2 separate regions of the Homo sapiens genome follow, and region 2 is linked to region 1. Evidence: chromatin contacts called from ENCODE Hi-C or POLR2A ChIA-PET data. All regions are on one chromosome and are shown on one strand. The core of a region is the stretch at or near the end of the contact, and the rest is flanking DNA. Distances in the headings are between cores, read along the strand shown. Region 1 has its middle 55 kb from the start of MIR6817. Region 2 holds the start of ASPHD2 (aspartate beta-hydroxylase domain containing 2).

Region 1 (2,700 bases), core at 35-2,534:
AGCTGAGATCGCACCACTGCACTCTAGCCTGGGCAACAGAGCCAGACTCCGTCTCAAAAAAAAAAAAAGAAAATACCCAGAAAGCACAATCTCCCCACCCGCAAGACAACCTCCCAGGGGGTCCACGGCAGGAGATCCCAAGCACGAGGGACAGAGAACAGTGACCCTGTGAAGGATCCTCCAGCCCATCAGGCTCAATCAGAATATGAGGCTCCTGCCACTGTGAGAGCAAGAGGCACAGTTGCGCAGCAGCCACAGGCTCTGGCACACCATGAGCCAGGCCAGCAAAGCGTCAACTGCCCCCTACAAGGCGACAGGCAAACCATGACAAACTGGAAACCAGAGACTGGACCTGGAGCACAGGGACCACTACAAGGGCCTTGGAAATGGGCAGGGACCATGGATGGCCACCCGCATGTGTAAGAGCGGCCCGTCTGCACATGTCTCTGCATGGCTTAGGGGCACAAGTCCCCCCCAACTCCCAACCCAGGAAGGCAGCCCCCATTTAACCAGGTGGGGCAAGAAGGGATAGGGCCAGCATCCGGCTCTGCTTTTTTTTTTTTTTTTTTTGGAGACGGAGTCTCACTCTGTCCCCGAGTCTGGAGTGCAGTGGCCCAATCTCGGCTCACTGCAAGCTCCGCCTCCCGGGTTCACACCATTCTCCTGCCTCAACCTCCCGAGTAGTTGGGACTACAGGTGCCTGCCTCCACGCCCGGCTAGTTTTTTGTATTTTTAGTAGAGATGGGGTTTCACCGTGTTAGCCAGGAAGGTCTCGATCTCCTGACCTTGTGATCTGCCTGCCTCGGCCTCCCAAAGTGCTGGGATTACAGGCGTGAACCACCGTGCCCGGCTGGGCTCTGCTCTTAACGCAGGGCTCTAGGCCCCCTCGGGGGCAACCAGCACAGAGCTCAGACCACAAATACCTTCACCCACCTCCTGGTCCCCATCTGGACAAGGGTGCTGGGGACTGGCTCTCAGTCACACCCTCAGGGTACTCTTCAAAGGACAGCTGGGGCCCCAGGGCATGAGCTTTTGGCCCCCAGCTCCCTTACCCCAGACAACAGCTCTTGGGACCCCACCAGCACCGGCAAGGTGGACACCATCGTCCCAATTTTGCAGATGAGGAAACTCAGGCTGAGGGCCGGCACACAGCTCTCCAGAGCTGAAGAGAATGCAGAGAGCAGCTGGAGCCAGCCAGTGGGTCCCTGGCGCCAGCTCGTAGCAAGCCACAGCCGCCTCCGCCCTTCATGCTTGGGTTGCGCTGCCCCAGGACAGCCTTCCAGGGTGGCCTGGCATGGAGCCCAGACCCTGCTGCTTCCTGAACAAATAAGTGAACGAGGCCACCAAGCCAAGGGGCTGGATGCAGCCCCAGCTCCTGCCAGGGCCTCCCCAACAGACTCCCTGTTTGGAGAGCGCATTGTCTCCAAGGCCTCAAACCACAAATGTCCGGCTGTCTCACAGCTTCTGTAACCTGAACTTGGCCCTCACCCTGCCCTCCCAGGGCTCCTCTCAGGGCCCAGGCCCCTCCTCTCAGAGGCCAACACTGACTACCCAGCTCATTCTCATCACCTGGCTCATTCCTGAACCTCACTCAGCAGGAGAGTCTCAGGCCAGATCCTCCCACCAGCCACCTCCACCAGGACGCATGAGCCCTGTTCATGCTGGCTGGGAGACACAACCAACCAATATCAATCCAATCAGTGGATGAACTGACAAATATAATGTGGTCCCTCCACACAATGGAATATTATTCAGCCACAAAAAGGGTTGAAATAGGACGGGCATGGTGGCTCACGCCTGTAATCCCAGCACTTTGGGAGGCCGAGGCTGCCAGCTCACTTGACGTCAGGAGTTCAAGACCAGCCTTGCCAACATGGTGAAACCCCGTCTCTACTAAAAATACAAAAATTTGCTGGGTGTGGTGGCGAGCACCCATTAGTAATCCAAGCTATTTGGGAGGCAGAGGCAGGAGAATCACTTAAATCCAGGAGGCAGAAGTTGCAGTGAGCCGAGATTGTGCCACTGCACTCCAGCCTGGGCAACAGAGCAAGACTCCATCTCAAAAAAAAAAAAAAAAAAAAGGCTGAAACACCCATACCTGGGACTACTTGGATGACCCCTGAAAACATTACAGTAACCAAGGAAGTCAGCCACAAAAAACAACGATGTATTGTATGATTCCCTTCATACAAAATGCACAGAACAGGCAGAGCCATAGAGGCAGAAAGCAGACTGGTGCTCATCAGGGGGTCGGGGGAGAGGGAACGAGAAGTCACTGTGCAATGGGTATGGGTTTTACTTTGGGGTGATGGAAATCTCTTCTAACTTCATAGAAGTGATGGTTGTAAGCACTGTGGATGTACTAAATGCCTGCCTTGTATACTTTAATTTTATATCATGTAAGTTTCACCTCAATTAAAAAAAAAAGATCAACTTGACACTTTTCACCTAGGAAAGGTCTGGCTTCAGCTTTCATTTCCTATCAGTCCTGCCTAAAGCCTTCCAGTAGCTTCCACTGCCTTCTGGATCACAGTGAGACTCCACAGCATGATCTGGCCTCTAAGGACCTCTCACAGGACGCCCCGAGGGTGAAGGAGCACCCCTGGGCCCATCTCTGCATAGCTGCACAGCTTGTTTCCCTTCCTCCCCTCTACACGGGAAGCCCTGCCTACAGCGGAGGGGCCTTATTTGCCATTCTAT
Region 2 (2,700 bases), core at 27-2,526, 1.0 Mb after region 1:
AGGGTGAAGGTGGCTTCTGGAATAGGGAGGAGGTGGGCTCTGGGACAGGGTGGAGGTGGGTCCTGGGACAGGGAGGAGGTGGGTCCTGGGACAGGGTGGAAGTGGGTCCTGGGACAGAAAGAAGGTAGGTTCTGGAAGAGGGAGGAGGTGGGCTCTGGAAGAGGGAGGAGGTGGGTTCTGGAAGAGGGAGGAGGTGGGTTCTGTAACAGGAAGGAGGTGAGTTCTGGCACAGGGTGGAGGTGGGTCCTGGGACAGGGAGGGAGGTGGGTTCTGGAACAGGAAGGAGGTACGTTCTGGAACAGGGTGAAGGTGGCTTCTGGAATAGGGATGAGAAATGGATTCTGGGACAGACATGAGGTGGCTTCTGGGCCATGTTAGAGATAAATTCTGGGACACAAGAGAGGTGGGTCTGGGACAGAGACAGATGGATTGTGGGCGGGCCATCCTACTCTATGCTCCCAGAACCCACCCATGCAGTTTCCCTGGCGCCCCTAACACATCCCGTAGCCACTGTTAGTCTCCCCCAGGTCTTAGCTCAAACGTCACCTCCTCCAAGCAGCCTCCTTGGGGCCTCCATTCGCAGCTCATCAGTCCCCTGGTCAGACAACCGTCCTGCCTGTACTTCCCCTCCTAAACCCTACCCGGGGGTGAGGGTCCCCTCCCGCTAGACGGTGGCTCACTGAGGGCAGGGCGGGCCTGAGCGCTCACCGCGCACGCTCAGCGCAGCTGGCAGGGACGGGGACCCAGGCTGGCCCATCATTACTGTACTGAGCGAATGAGTTTTCCATGAGACTAAGAATCTGGTTTGATTTGCGGTTCCATTCCAAGTGCCTGAGGGCCTCAGAAGTCCGTGTTGAGTCCATCAATAAAGGAAAGAAGGCGTTAGGGCGAGAGGAAGTGAGGTGGGGGGGAAGTGAAAGAGAATGAAAAGGAGGAAATGGAGACGAGGGCGACTCAGAGAGGAACAGAGAGACAGAGGGAGGGAGAACTGAGAAAGACACAGAGCGAAAAACGAAAGAGCGAAGGAAGCGACGCGAGCCTTTCTTAATGAATGACTGCACGCCCGTCGCCGCCTGCGCGCAACCTCGGGCTGGGCGGGCGCTGCGTCTCGGGGCGCACTGCCAGGACCCTCCGGAGCGGCGGCGGGCGCGGCCTCGGGTCGCCTCCCGCACTGCGAGCGCAGGTGCCGGGTGCAGGGGGGTCCCCGGCCCCGCCCCGCAGGCCCCGCCCCCCCGTACCCCCTCCCCCGGCGGCCCAGCGCGCGCGGCATTGTGGGAGTTGTGGTCTTCGCGGCCCCGCGGAGCGCAGCGCGGCGTCGGCACCGGCAGGGGCACCGGCGCGGCTTAGGCTCGGGCTCGGGCTCCGGCTCGGGCTCCCGCGGCGTGGGCTGGGCAGCAGCCAGGCGGCGGCTCCGCGGCGCCGGGCAGGGGCCGTCCGCGGGTCCGCGCCCTCGGGCGGCGGCGTCTCCTGGGTCCCGGCAGCCGTCCGCGCGCCCGGGCGCAGGTAAGCTTCGTCTCCGGGGGCTGCCGGGGCGGGAGGGCGGCGCGGCTGGGCCGACCCCAGGACAGGGGTTGGAGGCGGGAGCCCGGCAGCTGCAGGCCCACGGCCCTCCCTTACCGGCGCCGCCGCCGCCGCCGCCCCCGCCGAGGATGCTCCGGGACCCGGGCGCCCGCATCCCGGCCCGGCCGAGGCCAGTGCTCGTACGTGCTAAGCGCCGCCGCCTCGGAGCCGGGCATCACCCTCCCTAGACCTCCTCCTACTCCTCTTCCCTGCCCCATCGTGGTCCCTTCCTCCATCTCCCTTCTCCCCTGTGACCCCTCTTTCCTCACCTCCTGTCCCCTCCCCCAGCCCTCAGCATCACCCACTTCCCATATTTCACGTGGTGACCCTCCTCCCCTGTCCCACGAATTATGAGGCGCCATAAACCTCCTTCCACAATCTTGAGCTGATCGTCCACTTTTCCGGGCAACACTCACCTTTCCATCGTCCCATCCCCCTCCTCCCCTGACCTCCTGGTGGTCACCATCTGTGCTAACCCATCTTCAGCCCTCCCCTCTTTCCCACTCTCCAGGGCAGGTGGGTGCTGAGAAGCTGGCCAAGAGAGGGAAGGTCCCCAGGTCTGCACCGGGAAGGGCTGGCCCCACGGCATCTCTCTGGCTCCTGAGTGGAGAGGGTGACAGGCATCACACACCTTGCCCAGTGCTGCTCACTGGGGGGCTTCCAGGGTGACTTGGCCTCATCCTGAGGGTGAGCAGACACTCTTTGGCATTAGGCAGCCTCTGGGAATGGACATCTGAACTAGGCTGACCAGGTCAGGCCTGACACCGGCTCTCCCAGGTGTTCATGGTGTGAGAAGTTGTCTTGGATTGGACTTGCTCTCCAACTGGCCATGGATTTGGACTCAATTCCCCAGAGCCAACTGAGCTGGAAGATCTGGGGTTGCTTATTATTAAAGTGCAGAGCTGCAATGAGATGTCCCCATCCCTGATGAGGACAGAAATAACACAGATGACAATGAACAGATGTGCGAAGGAAGCTGGAAGCTACTGTGGTCACTGGGCAAGGAGCTGTCGGGGGAGAGAGTCTCTCCTCTCCCCACTGGGTAGATGGGGAGTTGTCACTAGGTAGCTGTGAGGATCAAATGTTTGAAGCAGTGCTTAATAAACTGCCAGTCACTCTGCAAATGTGTTTCTTTTATTG

Evidence for each region. A loop is a pair of places that touch in the nucleus more often than their neighbours do. ChIA-PET counts read pairs that join two places held with the same protein, here RNA polymerase II (POLR2A). Pooled maps may share reads with other maps.
Region 2: a pooled map shows a loop between it and region 1 (6-fold over the local background). The contact joins the promoter of ASPHD2 here to the enhancer-like site in region 1. A Hi-C loop is called at or near these places in 1 of 168 maps with a recorded cell type or tissue (CD8-positive, alpha-beta T cell), 2 of 37 single-sample maps with no recorded cell type and 8 of 50 pooled maps. POLR2A ChIA-PET finds 5 or more read pairs at or near these places in 1 of 52 experiments (activated CD4-positive, alpha-beta T cell).

The regions. Positions count from the first base shown.
Region 1 is chr22:25,399,712-25,402,411 of GRCh38, forward strand. It overlaps the pseudogene LRP5L. Among named protein-coding and RNA genes, the nearest start is that of MIR6817, 55 kb to the right of the region's middle. RefSeq lists enhancers at 936-995, 1,156-1,255, 1,366-1,545. Within about 2 kb of position 1,285, at least 23 of the 41 ENCODE cell types and tissues checked have a DNase peak (open chromatin) inside an H3K27ac peak, as active enhancers do.
Region 2 is chr22:26,427,984-26,430,683 of GRCh38, forward strand. ASPHD2 (aspartate beta-hydroxylase domain containing 2) reads left to right here and starts at 1,277. Exons shown (of 4, transcript NM_020437.5): 1 at 1,277-1,503. RefSeq lists silencers at 1,118-1,247, 1,368-1,427.